2 separate regions of the Mus musculus genome follow, and region 2 is linked to region 1. The links are chromatin loops, found by intact Hi-C in ENCODE. Cell type or tissue: left cerebral cortex. All regions are shown on one strand. Links, peaks and the distances in the headings refer to the core of each region. The heading gives the core; the rest is flanking DNA.

Region 1 (11,788 bases), core at 2,504-10,503:
TTCCATGAAGACTTTCAACTCACATCCCACTATCACCTACTGGTTTTCCTCAAATAAGTGACTTGCTCCCATCATTTCTCAGGATCACATCCATGTCTAGTCTTGGAATGGCCACATTTGAGTCAGGTTTTAGGCCTTTTCACGGGAGCAGAGAGACTCTTAAGGCAAGGCAAGGAAGGAAGCAGACATTTTCCTTCCCACCCCAGAGCCCTTCCAGTTATGTGTCTCCTAGGAGTTTCCCCAGCTCTTTGTGCAGGGCCTTATATCCTCATTGAAACAAGCCTCCTGCTTGACCCCATATGTCTAACCCAGGGGTCAGCCCCCCAAGCCTAAGTCTTGGGGCATCTAGGCAGTCTGCAAGTAGGCAGAGCACAAGCTTGCTGCCTGGGCAGCTTTGTGAGCCTGGCAGTTGGAAAACCATCCGGATCTGCCTTGTCCTGAATAAGCGTGACATGAGGTCCGAGAGCAGAGGAAGGAGGAAGAACCAGGCAGATCCGTGTGAAATCCCATGGTTTCAGTTCACAGGGACTTGGGGCGACTCCTTTCAGTTTCAATGAACACGGCTCTCCTTCCTTGAAGGAGAAGTTCTGACTTTTAGGCTGAAAGCAGATAAACGGAGCCTAAACCACAAGTCTTGATGTACTTTCAGGATGAGTAAAGGATGAGAAAAAGGGTAGCCAGGCTCTGCCCAGCTGCGTTCCCAGGCTGGCCCTGGTCCCCCTCCAGCATTCTGTAAGTCCTCTTTAGCTCTCTGCCCAACCGGAGTCCAGCTGAAGTGGGACCCACACAACCTCTGTGTAGCTTATCCCAGAGGTTCAACCTAGGGGAACAAAACCTGAGGGGGATGATCAGGGCCTATTGTTCAAAGACCAGATATTGCCCTAACAATGACGGTGATCAACAGGGAGTCCAAATTGAACCTGAGTCCCTGACTATCTGTACAATCTTGAAAGGTGATTGTTGAATTCTTGATGTGTTAATGACTTTTAAACATTCCTATTGCTTGTCTTGCTCACTCAAATCATACTGTCTCTAGTGTACTGGTTAACGCCACAAGTTTAATAGAGACTTCTGTTACTAAGCCAGGCCCCACAGATGTGCAGAGGGGTTTTCCAAAAAGTTAATAAGGGGTAATTAAAAATTGGAGGTAGGGTCCAAGTGAGATGGCTGGATAATTAAAGGTGTTTGCTTGCTTGCCACCAAACCTGATGACCTAAGTTTGATCCCTGGGTCCCATATAGTGGAAGGAAAGAACCAACTCTTACATGTTGTGCTCTGGCCTCCATATATGCCATAGAATATGTGCAATGCACATGCATGAACGTATGCACACACAGGCAACTAATAAATATAACTTGTGTGTGCCTCTGTGGGTTCATATGCACCCCATGTGTGCAGGAGCCCTTGGAGCTAGAGTTACATGTGGTCATAAGCCACCGTGTGAGTGCTGGGAACTGAGCTGAGGTTGTCTGGAAGAGCAGGTAGTTCTCTTAACTGCTAAGCCATCTCTCCATCCCTATTATAATTTTTTAAAGGAAAGAATTGAATGTTTGGGAGAATGAGAAGGATGCTAAACACTTGAGGGCCCAGATGAGAAAAGGAAGAAACACTGGAGTCCTGGTGTGCCTGAAAGACATGAAAGGATTGTGGGCTGGGGGATTATGTGGCAGCGAGCGCAGCCACCGTCAAGCAGCACTGCAGAGCTTGACTGCAGAGCAGACACCTCCTTGCAGGACCACCCTCAGCATCTCTGCAGCAAGCCATGAGATGGTCTTTCAGCCAAAATGACATCTTCAGCTCTATCTCAACTGAGAGACAGGAGTCACCGGAAGACTGATCCCCTCGCCCGTGCCCCAGGCATTTCCAAAGAGTAAAGGTAGAAGGCTGGAGAGAGGAAGATACAGAGAGACTTAACTTGGCTTGGAGCAGGGTGGGGGGATGGATAACCAACTCCTAGGTTGTTTTGGCTTCCAGAAAGTAAAGACTTTATGTGTCAGAAACTGACTGGCCTAAGTCCTTTTAATTCTGCCCAAGAGTATGTATTATAAGAACATTTGAAATAGAAAGGAAACCCACTGTGTTGATGGGGAACTAAGCAATTGTGTGTGTGTGTGTGTGTGTGTGTGTGTGTGTGTGTGTGTGTGTGTGTGTGTGTGTATGTGTGTGTGTGTGTTAAAATTATGCACCTTTATGTAGTGTATATTACCTAGAAAAAGATCCTAGATATATGTTTAAATGAAAATAATCAAGCATGCTTTTGGCAAGTCAGAAATCTGAGGCACAGTTTCCCTAAAGAACTTGCTTTCAAGATTCTCCGTCTCTTCCCCTCTCCCTCTCCCCCCCCCCACTCTGTGTGTGTGTGTGTGTGTGTGTGTGTGTGTGTGTGTAGGGGAAGTGGATGCATGCCACAACACAGGGGTGAACATCAGAGCACAACTTCCAGGAGTTGGTTTTCTCTGTCTCACATGTAGATTTTGTAGATTTTGGGGGAAGAAACTGGAGTAGTCAGGGCTGAGAGCAGGCAGCAGACATTTTTACCTGCTGAGTCATCTCTTTGACTCTCATTAATTTGCTATAAATCTAGTTTGTAAATCTAGTTTGCTGTCCAAATCTAGTTTATCTGATTTCTACTATGAGAAGATACAGAGAAGGATAGTTGACCTGAATTTTCACAGTAAGGGAATGAATTATCTGCTAAGCACTAAAACAAGGGTGTCAGATGACTTCTCCAGTCCATCCTAGCTCCTTTACAGGGTCATCATAAGGAAGAGACAGTGGAAAATCCCAAGTGACCACTGAGGAGTCACTTGTAGGAATCCCACTTGATTGCCTCTGCTCCAGGATGGTTCTAGACGCATCAGAAAACTCAACAGGTATTTGCATTTCTCCTACATTTTGAGTCTCCTTTCTATCTACTAGGTTTCATTGAAGTCAAGAGGAAACACAATCCTTTCTGATAAGTTCCCTGTCTCTCTGCTGGGACAAAATAACCAACAGCAGGTGCTCAAGGAAGGGAGAAAGGGTTTCCTTAGGCTCACAGTTTGAGGGTGCAGTCCACCCTGGAGAGAAAGTCATGACAATGGGAGTGGGAAGCAGCTGGTCATGCTGTATTCACAGTCTGGAAGCAGAGCCAGAGAGCAAAGAATGTGACACCCAGCTGGCCTCCTCCTATGTGTTCAGTGTGGGATGTTCAAGCCAGGGGTTGGTACCACCCACAATCTTGGTGGGTCTCTTCACCTCATGTAAATTATTCTGGAACCATAGACACACTCAGAGACATGAGTCCCTAGTTATTCTAAGTCCCATCAAGTTGACGGTTAAGGTCAACTGTCATGCTATCTTTCTTCAAGTCCCTCTGAGGCTACAGATGGTTGAAAATTAAATAAAATATGGCATTTCAAAGGACACAACAATCAGTATCCATGTCCCCAGAAGCCCACAGGCTCTCAATATAAAGCAATCCTCAGCAGATCCTGAGTCATGAAGTCAGAGAGTAGGACTTGAGTCTTGTACCTTAGGCAAACTGTTTGTCTCTCTTAAGTATCAGTTTCTTTGAGTGTGGACTGATGACTTGATCCAAAAGCTGGCAGGATGACCATACACCATCAAAGCGCATCGTTCAAATCTTTCTCATTGCAAGCCTAGCTACTTGAGTTCTATGCTTGGGACTCACAGAGTGGAAGAAGAGAACCAACTCCCCAGAGTTGTCCTCTGACCTCTACATAGAGCTGTGTTATAAACACACACGCACACACAAAGACACACACAATAAACAAATAAATGCAGTGAAAAAATTAAACCCATTATAAACTGAACAAGACCATCCACGTCCGGTCCTCTGTTCCCCTTCCACTCTCAATGCCTCCTTTCATGTCCTTCCTTTGCCATGTTTTCCAAGGGGCATCCCTGACCCACCTCCATATGTGACGTGGAGAGTACCCTCATTGGTTGGAGCGGGAAAACACCTGTCAGACTGCTGAGTCAGCTCTCAGACCCCTTGAGCTGAAATCCCCCACTGTGCCATCTCCAGTCATCAACCCAGTCCCCCACCAATGCCCCTGGTGTGAATCTCAGGTCTGCCTCTGTCGTCTGTGCAACTTTGGGAAGATGGCTTTACCTCTATCTGCCTTCACTTGCCTGGAAGATATGTATATGTTCCATTGCGGCTGAATATCATATGCTGTCCATTTCATTTCTAAATGCCCCCCATTTTCAGATAGCATCTTTTTTAGAAGATAGTTTTGTGGTTGGCTTGAAGATGTACTCAACTCTAGCCTCTGTTCATCCCTTCTTCCTTCCATGGTGTCTGGAGGCTGATGCCATCAACCACTGCCCAAACATCAGGGAGGAAAAAGAGAACACGGGCAGAACACTGATCCTTCAGCCGGGAACCAGAAAGCCCTGGCTGGAAGTTCGTTTACCCTGCGTGAGAGTTTCCACGTCTGCACAAGGCAGAGGGGACTGTTCTGAGCAACACCCGGCAGAGCTGGAAGGGAGGACAGACCGTGGTGACCAGGCCCAACAAGTCGAGTAAACATCTCTCCACTGTCCACAGACCACACTCTTTTTTTTTGCCCGGCCACACTCTTGTATACATTTACACTCGGGTGGATTGATAGAATGAATTACCTCAATTCACTAACACTGTTGTTTAACTTGGAGCCTGGAGCGCAGACTGCCAAGTATCATGGCTGTCTTAGAAAGTGCTCATGTATTTTAAAGGAACATTGCAAGCATTTTAACCAAAGATTTCCTTTTCACGTCTGTTTCCTCTAAGGAGATGCCAAAGAGCACTGCATTTCTCTGTCTCATCTGTGCTTGCTGGGACAAGACAACAGGCAGCTGAAGACCTCGTAAAGAGAAACATGAGTTCATGGTATCCAGAATTCAGAGGGGTTTGAAAGAGGGGCCAGTTTGGGTGAGAGAAGGAGAGAGAGGGATATACCAAAAGCTTTCTTCAGATATTGCTTTGCAAGTCAGAATCTTTCCACCCACATCTTGAGGATCCCTGGACAGAATCTAAGGCCAAGAATCTTAGAACCCAGCTCCAGCTGTAGGACACAAGGAACTGGGAGACCCACGTTCAAATATTGGTTCCCCACCTTGGACCTGCAGCAAGTATTGTCTGGTCCTCAGACCTGTCAAATTAATTTCTCGTCAGGGGTTATACCCCATTCCTTATAGCAAGAATTGCTTCTTGATGTTAGCCAATGTGTTTCATATTAGTATCTCACTTAAATAATATGTCAAGCCCAGACACAAGTCATATTGAGCACTGACTTTCTGGGTCTTTCTAGATGACAATGAATTGGTAGCCAACTGTTTCTCATCTCACACACATTAGAGTCACCTCCAGTTCTGTACTTATCTGAGAAGGGAATGCCAGGAGAGCAACCCTGACACCACTTGATCCACTAAAAGAGGATGCTGGATTCTCCAGGAGCAACCTTGGCTACATTGGCAGGTCCTTTGGAAGAGCAAAAAGTGCTCTCTACGGACGAACGTCATCCCCTTCTCTTTCTCTGTTTTGTTTTTGTTTCACTCTTAGAAATCTCACACAAGTCTTGGTACATTGGCACACGCTGGGCACCCCACCATCACAGAAGAACAGCCCGTCTCTTTCATTTTCAGCCACTCTTTCACAAGTTGCCCACCGAGCTTCGACTTTGGATCCTGCAGCCTCGGCCTCCCCAGTAGGCAGCCTGGGGTCCTAAAGCCCTATGCTTAGTAACTGTTGTGTGTAGACAACGAGGAAGTCAAACGAGAAAAGAGCCTCGGGGAAGCTTGCCCCAAAGACCAGAGAAAGAACGTGGTCCTGCCCTTGGAGGTAGAAAATGACTCCATCTTCACCAAGACAAAGGTCAGTACCTTGTCTGAGTGAGTACCGATGCTAAGCACCTGTGCTGCTGATTCAAGCTGGCCAGCACTGAGAAAGACGCTTAGGGTCAGAGAGAAGGCCCAACAGGAATCCCCCAGCCTAGACCGGAAGTGGAAATGGGGGCTTCCTCAAGTGCAAAGCTCTCTCTAATCCTTAGCCTCTCCCTTTCTTCTCCTCTGTGGCATCCAAGACAGAACCCCCCCCCCCACACACACACACAGTAACCCCAACAGCTTCCCAGCCAGGACTGACTTGTAGGACAGCCTCTGCTCCAGCCTCTGGAATGGCCCTGCCCAGGGTAGCAACTGGTGCGCTATTCATCAGGGTGAAGCTTCGGATCCTTAGCGCAGCATAGTCTGAGCTGGACAGCGTGGGTGGCAAAGATCTCTTTAACAAATGTGATCAAACTATATATACATGTATGTATGTATGTATGTATGTATGTATAATATTAAATTTTACATATATGTATATAGTATGTGTATATTACATATACATATATATATACATATGTATATACATATATATGTATGTGTATATATATGTATCACATTTATATTTATATAAATATATATTTATATTTTATTTTTATATTTATATATACTTAAATGTATACATATACATACACACATGTCTGTTTGTTTAAATAGTAGGTGCATGTGTCTGTATGTATGTGGTGGCATGTATACGTATGTTCATGTATGTGTGCATATGGAGACCTGAGGGTGATTCTGACTGTCTTCCTAGGTATCTCCCTGCCTTGTACATTGGAGCACAATCTCTCACTGAAGCAGGGTTTCTCACTGAGTCCAGATCTCACAGTATTGGCTACTCTGGCAGCCAGCTTGCTCTGTGGATTTGGTCTCTGCTCTACTATGTGCAAGGATTACATACCACCCGCCCACGATCTGAACTCACAGGTTTATGCTGCAAGGGCTTTACCAGATGAAACATCTCCTCAGCCTTTATGGTTTATTTTGTTTCTTTTCTTTTTGTCTTTTCAAGACCCGGTCTCATGCAGCTGTGTTGTCCTTGAGCTTTTGGTGGAGCCAAGGATGACCTTGGACGTCGAATCCATCTACTTCAAACCCTGGTTTATCTATCACTAGGATGGAACTCAGGAGACAAGTGTTCTACCCTCTAAACTCCATCCCTAGCCTTTGGTCTCATTGAGTTAGGACAAGATTTCACTCTGTAGCTCCGGCTGGCCTGGAACTCACTATATAACCCAGTCTGACCTCAAATTGGAGGTGATCCTCCTGTCTCAGCTCCCCAAGTGCTGAAATTATAGGCATACATTTTAAATTGTTTTTATTGGCCTTTTAGATTGTTTTTTTATACAGTTACAGAGAGTTAAACACCAGAAAGAGCCCCCAAAGACCCCTCAGACCCTATACCCTCAAACTCCCCTTGTGCCTGCTCATTGTGATCCAAGCTAGAGCTGTCTTCAGTCTCATTCCTTTGGGTTAAGATAGTGTCCCCCGCCGTGGAAATCAGAAAATTCCTCCAGGGGAGAGAGCATTGAGTATCCGTCTGCAGCATCTCTGGAGTCATTTGTCATGTTTTCATCGCCCTAGCCTGAGCAGCCACAGCCGCAGCCGCAGCCTCTTCGCTGGCTGCCTGTTGGCTGTCCGCTCCCGTTCTTCCCCTCCACCTCCTCTGCAGCAGCTACTCTGTGAGGCTTCAAGCCACTCCCATCCGTGTTACATCCCCACTCTCAAATCTTCACTACCCCCAGCCCCATCACCCCTCACCTCCATAGAGCGCCACAGAGCTCTGTGTTCAGAGGGCCAGTGGTCCTTCACCTGACTCTGCACGTAACAGGATGCAGGACAGGCATGCCCTAGTGATGTTCCTAAACATGTCCTTCCCCACACCTCCCTTTACTTCTTGCAGAACTCCATCCCATCGTCACGATCCACCAGGTCCTCCCCTGGCCCTACATCACAAGTCGAGTGTGGTGCTGGAGAAGTGTCTGCACGGTTATTGCTCTTGCAGAGCACCCAGGTTTCATTCCCATCACCCACACTGGATGATTCACCACTGTCTGTAACCCCAATCAGGGGGATCAAATACCCTCTGGACTCCTTGTGCACCTGCACAAACATGTTCCACATAAAGTCTTGTAGGCATAAAGATATACAAAAAAAATTTTAAAAAAATACTTTTAAAAGCTAAGTATGGAATCATGCACTTCTAACCCCAGCAGAAAAAAAAAATGCAGAAACAAGAGGTCCCTGAGGTTTGAGGCTGAAAGCCTAGCCTGAGTGGCAAGCTCCCGATCTCAGCAAGAGCCTTTGTCACAAAAATCAAGATGGGAGCTGGGAGACTCAGTGGGTAAGGATGCTTTTGGTACAAGCTTGAGAACCTGAGTTCAAATCCCCAGAACCCATATGAAACGCCGGGTGATATCATGTGTGCGCCTGTAACTCCAGCACTTAGAGATGGGTCTAGAGAGACTTACCCAGTTTTACTGGCTTCCAGCATAGCTCCAGGTTCAATGTGAAACCTCTTCTCAAGAGAATAAGTCTCATATTGAACTTGGGACTCGACATTTCTGGACAGCAAAGCCCCAGGGTCTGTTTGCATACACTCAGCGTGGATTACAGACATATGTCACAGTGCTCAGCATCTGTCTAAGCGCTAGGATCTAAACCTTAATCCAAGCACTTTACCCACCGAGCCATCTTCCAAGATCTCCTTGTTAATTTCTAACTCAATTACACAAATTAAAAAATAAACAAACAAGCAAACAGAATCTTAGGTGTCCCTGGTTTTCCCTATTGTCTAATTTTGAGCCAGTTTTTTGCAAAAGTTTACAACACTTCAAAGTGGTGTGGGCCTTCCTAGATGTCCATCATGTAGGGCTTGTTCTCTGAGTTGTTTCAAGTCCTCTTCATCATCGTGCAGAGAGTCTCCACCATGACTGATAGCTTGTAAGTCCCTCCTTTCATTAATTATTTGTTTACTTGGTTTGACCATGTGTGCGCGTGTGCGCGAGTGCACACGCACGCGTGCGTGTGTTATGAGAGAGACTGAGACAGAAACAGACACAGAAAGAGAGATAGAGACAGACACAGAGACAGACAGACAGACAGAGCTAACCTGACCCTCACCATGTGGCCCAAGCCCTTGGATTTCTGATCTTCCCACCTTCTCCTCTCCTTCCAGGTGTGGGTATCCACATTCACATTACCTCTTTGGTTCATTGTTTGCTTTTGCCTCCAAGAGTTCTAGCCTCCAAAGACGAGACAGCCTGGGCCAGACTGTGACTGGAAACACTTCATACCTGGGAATCTCTAAAGACACTTTGAAGCACTGAACAGCTCCCTGGGCTGCCTTTGATAACCTCCACATCCCACACACCTGCTGTCCACTACTCAGCTCCCAGGCTTGCCTTAAGACTCCCATTCTCTGGGTTCCATGATTCTCAAAGGGAAGAGCATTGTTCATACAGCAAGCAGCGTAGTCTGGAGCAGAGCCCAGCTTGGCCATCCTCCAAGACCTATGCTTTTATTATGTTTTCTTTCTTGCTTAAATTGTTTTTCTAATGATAAAATGTTTTACATACACGCATAATAGTATACACAACACTATACAGATGGTATAAAATGTAACAGAACAAAACCACGGCCCTATCACCAAGGCTAGCTCACAGCCTCTATGCAGAGTGAACCTGTGTGTCCTCACACACCTTATTTTCTTCACACTTTCCTCAAGGTAACCCCTCCTCCTGTATTTTATTACTTTTTCTAAACCTTGCTATTGTCTTCCTAACTTTAATAGGTATGTGTAAACATATATAGATTCGTAATGATAAACCATTAAGCTGTCTGTTATTCTGAATGGGTTTATATTGCGCACATTACTCTAGAAATTAGAGCATTTGTTTATGTCAGTAGCATGGGAGATTTTATTCCTTTTCACTGATGCAAAGCATTCTGTTATATGATTATCCAATGCTTATTTACATTTCTGTTGTTAGGTTTTCCTACATATATATCTCCATTGTCTTTTGGTCTCTCTACCTCTCATCTCCTAAATTCCCCAAGGGTATAGAGCCTTAGCCAACTTGGATTGCTGTAGCATGGTACAACAGTCTGGGAAGCTGGAATAACAGAACCATATTTTCTCACAGTTCTAGAGCTTCTGGATCACTAGTGAAGACCTTCTTCATGGTTGGTCAACAGTCACCTTCTCTCCAGGTTCTTACATGGTAGGTAGGAGAAAGGGAGCTATCTCTTCTTGCAAGGTCACTATGTCATTGCAAGAGCCCCACCCTCATGACCTCCTCTAACCCAATTATTTGTCACATTTATAAGGCATATCCCACTTTCATAAAGTGCTTGCCTCGCAAATATCAAGTCATGATTTCAATCCCCAGAATCTACATAAAAACAAAACAAACCAGATACAATGGCAAGATGGGAAGTAGAGACAAGGTGAGTCTCTGGGGCTTACTGGCCAGCTAGCCTAGAGTACTTGGTAAAGTCCCTGGCCTGTGAGAGACAGTCTCAAGACAAAGGTGGTCGGTTCCTGAGGAATGACACCAGAGGCTGTCCTCTGGCCTTCACAGGCTCACACACACTCTCAATGACAATTTCATTACTTCACTGATGTTAGAGTCAAGACCAGTTGAGACATCCAGCTTTAATTGAACAACTGCTGAATGCTTGGACCTTTGGTAGACAGCCATTGTTGGACTAGCTGAATCACAGTCTGTAAGCCATTTCAATAAAGCCATATATATCATACACACACACATACACACACACATGCACACCTCATAGTAGAAAGTCATATATGTTTATTTCAAAGTTGCAAATAAAATTTCATGAATCTTTTTCTAGGAGATGGATTGATTAACAAGGCATAATCAATTTATGGAGGAAAATCAATATGAAGGTTGATAAAACTGGGGCAGTGAGAATTCTGCCCTCCTCTATCCCAGTGAGCACTGCCATGAGCCCCAACTTGGTAGATGGGCAGGGGATCCTCCTAACAGCTCTGATTTCATTTGGATGCAAAGGTCCTAGTAAAATCTAACTTTAAACTTGTGTTTGTGTTAGTTGACTTCCTGCTGTTATGATACAGCACCATGACCAAAAATGCCTATGGATGAAGGGATTATGGGTCTACAGGAACATACTTAGTGATGGGCAAGGCAGGAGCAAGAGCAAGATGAGATGCCCATAAGCTTTAACCACAAACATGAAGCAAAGAGATTAGACTGAAATTAGGTCAAAGACACATACATGCCCACCACCCACCACCCCCAACTCCTGCCATCCCCAAGTGACTTACTTCCTCTAGCAAGATTCCACCTCCTTAAGGTTCCATAACTTCTCCCATACAGGGACACCAACAGGGCACCCAGTGTTTAAAAATATCTAGTATCAATGGGAGGAGAGGCCCTTGGTCCTATGGAGGCTTACTATTCCAGTGTAAGGGAATGCTAGAGTGGTGAGGCAGGAATGGGGGAGCACCCTCATAGGGGCAAAGGGGAGGGGGAAATAGGAAGGACAACATTTGAAATGTAAATAAATAAAATAACCAATAAAAAAATGTGAACTTGATGCAGACATGTCTAATTCACCACCACAGTGTTGCTTTATGACCAGAGATCATCCACATATTTTACATATATCCCCAGTGCACAAACACTGGGTCTTGCCTTTTGCTTGATCCACAAGGCATGGAGAGTCCTGTGGATCCAGCAGGCTCATTTATACATGTGGATGAATGATGACTGCATCTTTTTGGAGAGTGGTATTGAGGAAGAAGGTGGTTATTTCCTACTGTGGTGGTTTGAATACAAACAAGGGGGCCAATTCCAGCCCCATCAAGCACCAGTTTGGCCACATGGTTCTGGTTTAAAGTCAAAGATAGAAAAGGGACGTTTGAACTCCC
Region 2 (11,788 bases), core at 2,274-10,273, 170 kb before region 1:
CGTGTGTTGTGTTGCAGTAATGATGCAAGGACACAATTAGACTTGTTATTAAACTTTAGCCCTTCCATTTCTAGAGCTTGTTTGATGGACAGTTGAAATCTCTCCAGACCTAGTCTTCTAAGGTCTCCATCATTGCCTCAAGCCTCTTTGTCCAATATCTTTGGTCTTCCAGGTCTCCAAAGAGTTGTTTGAAGTTAGGACTTGAAATGTCTTCTTTCCCTTTGTGTATTCCTTCGCATCCCTTGGACAATGCAATTGACCAAATTTTAACAAGTATACGCTGTGTAATTGTCATTTTTAAAAATGCCAACTTGCATTTGCCTAGGAAGAGAGTTTCAGCTTAGGATTTACTTCGATCAGGTTGACCAGGAATTATACTGATTATTGATATGAAAAGATCTAGTCTACTGTGGGTGGCACCATTCCCTAGGCAGAGGGAATATTTGTTTCTCTCTGCTCATGACTGTGGATGTGATATGACCAGTTGTTTCGGGCTCTTCTTGCCTCTGTGACCTCCCTGCAAAGATGATCAGCAATTCCTCACCTCTATTGCCTTCTATCACTATATTTTAGCAGGACAACAGAGATGAACCTAAAATATTGTGTTATATTTTTCCTGTTCCCACTGTGATTGGTTTTTTGCCCCACTATATCCCTGAAAGGGCTAAAGGGATTTAAGTAAGCAAACAAACCCAGCCTGAAATGCGATCACATTGGGGAGAAAAGCATAATAAGTATTGTCTAGTATCCACCCTCTGTTTTAGCCCTTGAATAGTCTGGTAATCCCATCACAGTCTAGACAATCACTGAAGGGAATTCAAGCATTTTTCCCAGCCCTTCTTACTCTGTTCTCCCAAACTGGAAACACAAAGCAGATGATGAAGAGGAGTTCAAATGCCACACCAGGGAGAAGGAAGTATTGAGAAAGCCTCTAGCAGGTTTCCAAACTTTCCAGGAAGTGTTCAGTGGCATTGTCTCAGACTGGGGTCCCTCCATTGTCTCAAACAAAAGATCTCCTATGCAGAGACAAAAGTGGGTTATGTGGGAGTGGCTAATTAATGGAAGACACATCTGGGAATTCAGGAGAAGGATAACAGGCCTCCCAGCTTCTTGGGGTGCCAATGTCCCTCTTGTATTTGCTGCCACATGGAGCAGCTGGGACTCCTGTGAGCTCAGGAGCATATTGTATATCAGTCTTGGTGGGGTTGAGGAGCAGGGATGATGTCACAGGTACATCACAGGTACATTAATGACCAGCCATGCATCTATTCTACAACTACCCTGAGGATTCAGGTGTAAAATTTCCATGTCACCCCTCTGTGACTAAGAGGGTCTCTGCTTCTGTGGGTTTAAATGAATTATTTGCTAATTGATCAGGACAAGACTATAAAGGTCTTCTGCCACTTCATCATCCTTTAGGTATTGTTTCTTTGAGGTTACAGAGGCCAAAAGAGGAAGTTAGATTCCCTAGACCCAGAGTTACAGGTGGCCATGAGTTGCCTGATGTGCGTGTTGGGAAACAGATCCCAGTTGTTGGTATAGCAGCAACTTCCCTGAGACATCGCTCCAGGTCCAGGGTTTGTGTCCGGTATACAATCATGCTATTAACCACCAGGAGTCCAATTGTATGTGTCGAAATGGCAGAGCAATGACGAGAAGCGACTCAGCATAGTCTACTTCGAAGTGTCCATGAATGTTTTTGGTAAGAAGAAAGCTGACCCTTCTTTTGCTCTTCCTTGCCAGCCCTTGAGAGAGGCTTGACAAAGGCGCTGAGGAAGCTGGATGACTACCTAAACAGCCCTCTGCCAGAGGAGATTGACACCAACACCCACGGGGACGAGAAGGGGTCCCAGCGCAAGTTCCTGGATGGGGATGAGCTGACCCTGGCCGACTGCAATCTGCTGCCCAAGCTGCATGTGGTCAAGGTAAGATAACCTTTTAATAACATTTGTTTATGAGGAATCTGGACAGCTACTATGTGTCTTTTAGGACACTCATGCTTTTTCTACCCTTCACTGAGGATAAGGCTAACCCATTGCTCAGCAGCAGGGTAGATTTATTACTTCCAGCTTTAGTACTGAGCTAGCCACATAGATGTTCCTCCAATCAGAGCACACACCACTTTGAGGTAAGGCCACTTAGCTGAACATCTATGCATAAGTGTCCAACTGCCCTGGGTTAAAACTGGGGAGAGAATCACTTGCTTCTAGGGCAGGCCAATGCAATACTTGACTATGAAGATATTTTGGGCTCAGGGCCAAGCTAAAGATCTCTTGTAGGTCCAGCCAAGTACGTCACTTTGAAGTTATTAATTATTGCAGGCCCCACCCACCAAATTGTGCTTTCTTCTTCTTTCCCTGAGGAATAGGCAGAACCACTGGGGATGCATGATACCTGCTCAGTCACACAGTGTCATAGTGATATAACAGAAAGATCAGAAGACCCAAGTTCTAATTCATCGTTTGCCACCAACTAGCTGGGCAGACTAGGACGAGCCATTTGATCTTTTAGGATTTCATTATTCTTATGCATAAAAGAAGAGGTGTGGATCAACTCCCTCCCCCTGCTTTCTTTTCCTTCTTTCTCTCTTTTCTACTTCAACATGTATGGGCAGCTCACTTAAGCATCCTTTGTCAAAGTAGGCAAACAGAAGACACTCACAGGGTCTACCTCATTCTCTGAATGTCTTGGCTCCTTCTAGCCCTAAATGACTAAGTTAACCCCTTGTTCTTGGAGACAGTTTAGCAGGTTTCTAGTTCTGGGATGCTGGTGATCAAAGAGAGGATCTCCTGAGAAGGAGCAAAGGCTGAGCCTGGACTCCTGTCTCCTTGGATTTCTGCTGATCCAGCTTATCAGATTCGGCGACCTGGCAAACCTCTGCAGTGCAGAGAGCATGAAAGGAAGCCAAGGCAGTTTGGCCTCAGATGCAAAATATAATCCAGGCTATAGGAGCTAACTGCTTTCATATGACACAGAAGATTCAGAGCATGAATATGCAAGTTCTTCTGAATATCAGAGCTCAGTGCACCCTCGATCCTACCTGTCTTCCTTCTTATCTATCCCCATTCCAGGATGCTGAGTGGCTATGGCTCACACTTCACTGAGAGCCTGGTCCCTGGATGGTCTTTTGCTGGCTCAGTATAGTGGCCATTTCCTCTGTGAGGGAACTTAGAAGAAAGATCCACATTTAAATGCAAATATGGATTCTTTAATCCCATGTCTGCTGTTTTCAAGCTAATAAAGATAACCCAGAACACATATTCTAGTTTGCTTTTCTGTTGCTCTGATAAAAAAAAAAAATGGCCAAGAGCAGCCTGGAGCTTTCACGTCCCAGTCTGTCATGGAGGGAACTCAAGGCAGGAACCTAGAGGCTGGAACTGAATCAGGGACCAAGGGGGAATGCTTCTTACTGGCTTGCTCCCCTCGGCTTGTTCTTGACCTTTGTTGTATGGCCCAGACCTACTTGCCTAGGAATGGTACCACCCACAATGGGCTGGGCTCTCTTATATCAATTAACAATCAAGAGAATGATCCCAAAGACATATCCACAGGGCAACCTGACACAGTGCCTTCTCCCAGATGACTCTAGTTAGTAAAGTTGACAAAAACTAACCAGTACAGTTCTTACTTAGCACTAAGCTGGAAACTCGGCTCTACAAAAGACAAGGAAGCAAATGAATAAACAAGAAAAGGAAACCCCAAATTAAATTGCTAGCATTAACAAAATATGAGTTTATCAGTGTAAAATATCAGCCCCAGCCCCTGTTTCTTTGAGATCAGTTGACACAAGGTCTAAATATTGTTGTGCTCAAATTTGAGGTCCTCCAGCTGGTATCTCTTGAGTATTTGGATTAGCAGTCCATGCCATCATGTCGAGCTTTGCACACTATCTCTTAGTAGATCTGCTCACTTTACTGTGCTCCATTTTTTATTCCACCTCGGTAACTCCAGCTAGTTCCTTGGATCAGATCATTATAGTTGCCTAGATTTGTTCTGAGCCAAGACAATCCCTTCTCAAAGACCCCTGGTCAAACTGCAAGGCCCTCCTAGTACAGTGTCCAGAGGGAGGTCTTAGGACAACTAGTGGTTTGTGTTGATTCAAGCCGGTCACACTCATACAGGAGGATAGAACATTGTGGGTGGCTTCTTTGGTACTCATCATCAGAAGAGAATAATCTCGTATCAAGAAGTTCTAAATCTTGAACACTGGGAAAAACAGATGCTCCTGGAGGTTCCCACTTTCTAAGGTGGCTACTTTCCCAAGGAAGCATTCTGGAATTCCAGAGATTTGTTAACATGGAGCCCTGCAGGTGTGGGTCCAGCAGAGATGAAACCCGGCCTGCTGAGGTGAGATGGATAGTTGGCTGTATGGGGAGCTGATGTTTGCAGCCGAGTCCCTGCTGTGTCCTGTTCTTTCTGGGCTGGCACATTGTAGTTGTAGGTGTGTGGGCAAAATAACAGACATGCTTCGATGGCTGCTATAGAGATAAACTACAGACTAACTGGAAAGGGTATATGCCTCCTGCCCTGACATTTAGCCTTGCTGCAAGGTAATAGTAACTTTTCTTCAGAGCCAGACAAACTTTCCTGGTGAGGCACAAGTAGAGTGTTCACAACCCCAATGTCACAAAAACAAACAGACAGACAGACAGACAGACAACAAATTGGGGATAGATGTGGAGATGAGCATAGGTTTTGAGTCATTTTCTAGCAATGGAGAGATTCTATGGAGGAGAGGGGGGGGAATCACAGATTGCTTTCTACACAAGAACATGTGGCCATCCGTAAAACCTGAGACCAGAGACTGGAGTAGTTGAGGTTCATCTGCCCTTTCTCAAAGGGAAGAGAGATGGTAATGCAACAATTTTGAAGGTACCTCAATCACTATTAGAGGGAGAATGGGCATAAGGACAGAGAACCCCTGTAAGATGATAACTTTTTTGAGTTTGCATTAATATCAAACACCCAATGAAACCCTGGGCAGGTGTGTGTAGGGGCCAGTTTCCCTTTCCGCCACAGACAATGACATTTTCAGGTGCTATAGGAGGCAATTCTTGTCTATCTGAATTGGCACAGAGAAGCAGGACAAAGTCAGAGGAACTTTGAAACCGAGGCAGTTTCTTGGGTCTCTCCAGATGTCAGAGCACCAGGGTATCCTTCTGTGAGTGTGGGCAGTAGAAGTCACAGGTTAATAGCTGGCAGTTGGGATCTGGTGGCATCTGAGTTGCAGTGGCTTTTCATCATCTGCACAGGGCTGTGTGGGAAGGAGAGTGAGGGGAGAGCAGAAGCTGTAAGTAATGTTCCTAATTACTCAGTGGGTAGGCATCTCACGATAGTCCCTATAATCCTCAGTGGCTCCTCACCTTCCTAATGCTATGACCCTTTAATGCACTTCCTCATCTTGTGTGACCCCCAACCATAGAATTATTTTCATTGCTACTTCGTAACTGTAATTTTGATGCACACACAGGGAGAGGGGTTGGGTGGGAAGTTTCGTTATATATATCTATATGCACCTTTTCTGATACTGGGATAACTGAAGATACCAAAACTTAGATTCAACTGTTTATCAAAACATTATTATTGAATGTCTGTGCCTCACCTTTCTCATCTGTACATTAGGGACACAAGCCTTGCAGGATTCTTTAGAGATTTAGGTAGCTTTGCACCCAGTTCTAGGTAGCTTAACACAGCACCCAGTGTTGTCAGTTGGGCCAGTGTTGTCAGTTGCCACAGTCTACATAGTCGTTAACATTAGGGAAGGGTCTAGAAAGGCCAAGGCTGTGCTCCCTCCCTGTCCTACTGTTCCTCACAACCTGGGGAGGAGAAAAGGATGTGGTTGTCATCCTTTTGACTCAGGACAGAATGTGTCCTGTTGTTGTACCAGAAGCTCAGAACTGGAATGAGAGATGGGAAGAAAGGTGTCCTCCTAATGGCTTTTCATGCAGCAGACTGTCATTGTCTTCTTGGCATCATTTCCTGTGGACTCCTCATGACCCATACAGCAAGGAAGAAATCCTTGCGTGGCTGAGCTGGGGGTCCCTGAGCAGGAAAATATCAGACCCCATGGTTTGGTGCCCTCTGCCACCCCCAAGAGAAAACAGAGAAAGTTAGAAGCAGAACCCTGGGAGAGATTCTGCTCTCTGCTGCCCCTGCATGACCCTGAGGGCTACAGGAAAGACTAATGGGCAGGTCCCAGGGAGCAGTGAATAAGAGGTCCTTTGTTAAAAAAATATATGAAGAATGTACTGATATTGACACAGCCTTAAAGCAAGAGCAAGGACCTCTTGTTTGCAAGACCCTGGGAGCTTGCAGATATGGCTAGTCTTTCTACCCAGCTTCTCTTGGCCATGCTGTATGCAAACATACCTGATATGCACAGCCACCCATGAAACCATGGTCCCAACACCTCCTAATGTTTTGTTTCCTGCCTTCATGCCATCATTTTCTTGTCATCTTTGCTTAGATTGTGGCTAAGAAGTACCGAAACTATGACATCCCAGCTGAGATGACAGGCTTGTGGCGATACCTCAAGAATGCCTATGCACGGGACGAGTTCACCAACACCTGTGCAGCTGACAGTGAGATCGAGTTGGCCTACGCAGATGTCGCCAGGCGCCTCAGCCGATCGTGAGCTTGGCTGTCTGGCCCAATTTCTGCTGCAGAAGAATTCTACTTCTCCCAATGGCTTTCAGCTCTACAGACTCTTCTTCCCCATTGCCTTGGGGAAACATAAAAAAAAATTAGGCCACATCTTACTGGCACCCCTGAACTCAACTCCAGCCTTCTACCTTCTAAGATCAGTGCCATCCTTCTGCCTTGCCCTGCAGGAGCCTGGCAAGCAGAGGACACGGTGGCAGATTTTTTTTCCACCTGCTGGTCTGATCTAGGGTCAGTGTATCTGGGGTCAGTGAATCTGGGGTCAGTTTGCAGAGCTCTCATGGGATTGTCACCGTTCCCTTCTGCCAATATCATAATGCTTTCTCAGATGCGCTAACAACTTGAAATGCCAGCTTCTCTCTCCCCTCGTTCCTCAGCAAATGCAAGGTGATGGACAGATACATCATCGTCAGGGAGAGATCTATGCCTTGATTGGGGAGACAGTGGTTGGGGGGACTCAGCTGGGTGTGGCTCTAGCAAAACAGTTCCAGATGCTCACTATTTCTGACAGTGGGCCAGATGGAGACACCCCCAACACACAATATACCCCAGTTTTCTGGTGCAATATGATTACATCCTGGCCAGCACTGACCCAAGTTTTCCTCCTGTCTCCATTTTGCCACAAAGGCAGTCGATTTATAACTCTAAACCAAGGTGACCCAGATAGGGAGAGACTTCTGGGAAGCAATATTGATGCCAAAAGGCCCAAACAGGGTCTACAGCCACAGGGGTCACTGGCTGAAGAGTAGTCGTCCACTGGAGATCACATGAGAGTGTGTGTGTGTGTGTGTGTGTGTGTGTGTGTGTGTGTGTGTGTGTGTGACTGTGTTCTTCAGTGGGTAGCTTTGGGTTTGAGCAAGCGAAGGAAGTGGAGGGATGGGAGGAAATAAAGTTCTATTTGAGTTTGACATAGCCTAGAAAACTTTTAGAGCAGTCTTCTCTCTCATTATCTAAATCTTGGATTGGTGTTACGGCACCCCTACCAACTGTAGAGCAGACTCCAACATCAGCCAAAAATGTCTTCCAGGCTCTTCATAGTCACTTGCAGATGTGGGTTGCCACCTGCCTGTGCCCTGGCTCCCAGTTTCTTCAGCCTCAGCCTCTGATGAAAGAGAAAGTCTATTAATGAATGGTGTGATCGTGGGCTACCTTAGGAAGAAAGCCCATGGGTCTTTCTGACTGGGAAGCCACAACTTGAATTTGGAAATTATGGACTGCCTTGGGCTTGGGTTCATTTTCCTGTCAGCAGGCTCATCTATCAGATTTTCAAGGAAGAGAAAACTTTTTAAAAATTTCTTTATAAACTAATATTTCTCTCTTTAGTAATTCTCCTTGAGTTTTACCTACAACTCTCACAGGGTGTGACCATGAGAACCTAGGCTGATTAGGAACTATGACAAATCAATCACTCATTAGCTCTTCCTCTACCAGTGAGCTAGTGAGTGCCTAGAAGAAATCCATCACCAGGACCTCAACTCCAACAATCCCGCTTCTGTGTCACTGACAGTGGAGGCGAGGCTCCTGAGGGCCGGTAAGGCCCTGGTCTTGGCTCATTGCTCGGGAGGGTGGAGCAGCACAGATCCTTTCCATAGAAATACAACATGGTTTAACCCAAGCAGTCACTGAGCCCTCCTGCCTCTAGGGATCTCCAAAGCAAAGAGTGACCATTGATCCAAGGAGGGAGGAAGCAGGAGGTCTCCCTAGCCCACTGGGGAAGAGGACTCTGCCTGCTAGAAGTTTATAAACCTGAAGGGGCTTTGAAGAGGCAAAATGAGCCGATTCATTTCCATCGCTACAGGAACCTTTCCACGGGCTCTCCATAAGCTACCCCTGGGGATGTTTAAAAGTGTAGCACTGCTGAGGGAACAGCACTTTTTTCTTCAGGGAAGAGCCCTCAATGGGCCTCTCGGGGAAGCAGAACTTCCGGAACCATCCGGAAGGCCGTTTAATTAAAAGAAAACCATGCTGTTCTCCGGGATCCTTCCTAGAATTTACAAGCAGGCAGGGTGAACTCACGCAGCTCACACCCCTATTTTCCAAAGGTGGGCTGGTGTTAAAGATATGAAGACTAGCGTGCATGCTGAGGGGCCTCAGAGGAAGGGGAAGAATTTTCCTCATGTGATGCTCTGAGCCCAGCAATCGGCATGTCTTTTAAAAACAAACTTCCCAAGCCGAGTCGATGTTGTTTCTAGACGGTTCTCCTATGGTTGAGTTAGTTTCACATACATCACAATATTTAGGCAATGTTGGATGCTATAGGATCAATCAGAACCCCTTTAAAGAGAGGCACGATTGTAAATGGGAGGCTTTCCTCAGTACTTTAATGCAGATGTAACTTTAATGTTATCAAATAACTATAATGAGACTAACCAATGTCTTAGGACACAATTATCATAGTATGTAAAAAAAATAGCAATAAAGTCAATGATGATTACCTACCCCACCCCCTCCAAGGAGAGTTTTCTCTGGAGGCTCTAGTTTCTTTGGACCTTGGTCTTAACCTTGATATGTATATGGTTTACCATCTGCAGTCACCCTGTGTTGAGGTTCCAAGTCCCAGCTCAGACCATGTGGAAGGGTTTGTAGTGTGGACTCTACCTGCAGAAATTCTGGATAAGAGCTATTCCGGTAAATGCCAGTCCCCCAGGAAGCATTTGGATGTCAGAGAAAAGGAAGCTATGTTGACAGAGCTATTGTGTATTCTTTTCTCACCTTGGATTGTCACATGACAATCTTGTATGTATGAAACGTTAAGTGCAAAGCAAGACAGACAGACGGGGTCTGACTCAAAATTACTGAGCTGAGTGTACCTACCTATTTAAAACTGCCCACTTCTTAGGTTGATCCAGACAGAAGACATTCTTAGGTTGATCCAGAGAGAAGATGTTATTAACTATCCACAATAAGATAGAAAGTGAATTGTTTGCTTGTTTAGAAATATAATTTCATATTCTCCTGAAAAAAAAGAAAATGTCCTGGTAAGTTCAGGATCACAGTCATGTGTCTATCTCACAGTTTAAATGAGGGGTCTAGGTAGCCTACTGGAACCAAACAAATCAGTTGCAAAGTAGGAAATGGTCACTCAGTTTATTTAGGCAGTCGATCCCAAACTAGTTCTAGCTTCCTGGTAGGTGGCAATGTCCCCACTGGTCCCCTCTAGTGTTGGTGGGAACAAATAGGCTCTCTTTTTTTTTCTTCAAAACCAAACTGTTCCAAAAGTGAAGTTTGGGGCAGAACCTGCTGGTACCTTCTTGTGAGGTTCTTATGAGGTGAAACAAGAACAGTGACTAGAGGGGTGGACATTCTGCAGACAGGTAGTCCTAAGCAGGTTAGAACCATCATGGAATGAAACATGCCTGGCACAGAGAGACGTTGCTGTTGACAAGTTCTGGGGACCTTCCAGGCCCAGGTAAATTGTATTATGAGGGAAGTCAAGGCAGAAGCCGTGTGTCCATCTAATAAAAGTTCACCATCGCTAAAAGAGTTTGCATCTACAATCAAATCCTTCTAGAAGCAGTAGGTGTCTGGTCGGTAGGTACTTCTGGGGTTTCTGTCCATTCTTCCATGGTCTAGGAGTTAGCTCAGCTGCAAGATGAGGCAGGATACTAATGTGGCTTTGCTGGGAAACATGAAACACTAACTCATGATTGAAACTAAATTCAGTGATTCTCAAGGATAACCTTTTGAGATCTACATGTTTCTATCATCCATATTCATATACATTATATCTATATATGATATTACAAAGAACCTTTAGAAAGGGTGAAGGAAAGAAGTGTGCTCATGAGGCCTCAGACTCTGGTGTTGGGAGAAGATTTGTGATCTTGTCTTTGGCCTTGGGGCCCTTCTACAAATAAGCCAATGACTTTGTATCCACTGCTCTTTATCATTCAAACTAACAGCTTGTGCCTGAATTATAAGTGTATTTTATTTTCCCTCTACCAATATTTCCCTCCCAGCCTTGCTGCAAGCTACATTCATCTCATTATTATGAATGAGTATAAATCAAACTGCCCAATCTTATTTAATGTTGTTTCAGGATATAGATCTATTGTTCATTATCACCACATGCACCAGCAAAAATAAAGAAAATGTTATTCCAATATAAGGTTTGACTTAAACCGTACTTTCAATAAAATCAATCTAGTGTTTGGTAAAAACAGTTTTGAAGACATGGTATTTTTGTATATAGCTAGAGATGTCACAACATCAACTGTGAATATATTTATAGGAGATAGAAGGGTAGGATCAAGCTTGGTTATAGAGTGTTTGCTTAACATACGTGAAACCCTGGGTCAGATCTCTAGCACTGCATCAACCAAGCATGGTAGCAAACACTGGTAATTCCAGCACAAGGGAGCTGAAGTCAGGAAGACCAAGGTCAGCTGCATAGCAAACTGGAGGCTGGTCTGAGACCCTGTCTCAAAACAAGTAAAATATTCAGCTGATACTTGAATTTCTCCCCCCTCCACCCAAGTCACCTAGTTTTTTTTTTTAATTTTATTTTATAAGCTGAGGAGTTAACTGATTGGCAATTCTAATACATTGTATGTAGGGACACTCCAAATGATGGTAACATATTTTTTGAGACCTTTAGCTTGGGTGAGAACAGACCTTGCTTTCAAGCCTTACTCAATGTACCACGCCTTTGACTACATACCAAGTCAAGTGTTTTCTACTTATCCTTGAGCCAGCTGTAAATGCATTTCCTGGTCTTGATTGGTATTGACTGATTCAAATAAAGTTGGTTTATTTTCAAATATTACAAAAGAGATCACTGGGCTTCTTTGGGGGTGATGGTTTTGCTGTTTTAGATGACAATATATATATTTTAAAAAAACCTCTCTCCTTTTCAAATAAAGCTTATTTAGTTTCACACAAAATAGGGCCATTTCCTTAAAATCAAAACAAAAAACAAATATAAAGGTTTGACGGGAGTGTGGTTCTGTGTTAGAGTTGTGTAACATGTCATAGGTTTGATCCTCAGAATAGAAAGAAAAAAATCGAAAGAGAGAGAGAGACAGAGACAGACAGAGGGATAGAGACAGAGAGACAGAGACAGACAAAGAGGGAGAAAGAGAGCAAGAAAAAGGGAGGAAGGGAGATGGGACAAAGAAAGGGAAAGAGG

What was found. A loop is a pair of places that touch in the nucleus more often than their neighbours do. Peaks named below come from ENCODE experiments on the same cell type or tissue, not always from the same donor. Only the 100,000 strongest peaks of a DNase experiment are listed, where the experiment ranks them.
Region 2: a loop joins it to region 1, with 2.2 times the contacts of the local background. A loop is called at or near these places in 8 of 42 quality-filtered maps.

What each region holds. Positions count from the first base shown.
Region 1 is chr17:44,436,199-44,447,986 of GRCm38, forward strand. No RefSeq gene overlaps it. Among named protein-coding and RNA genes, the nearest start is that of Runx2os3, 120 kb to the right of the region's middle. In left cerebral cortex, for the core only: no CTCF peak of the experiment used is centred there; a DNase peak (open chromatin) is centred at 6,770.
Region 2 is chr17:44,268,748-44,280,535 of GRCm38, forward strand. It overlaps Clic5 (chloride intracellular channel 5), which reads left to right. Exons shown (of 6, transcript NM_172621.2): 5 at 1,744-1,925; 6 at 6,467-11,421. The coding sequence ends at 6,634. Among named protein-coding and RNA genes, the nearest start is that of Clic5, 86 kb to the left of the region's middle. In left cerebral cortex, for the core only: no CTCF peak of the experiment used is centred there; no DNase peak of the experiment used is centred there.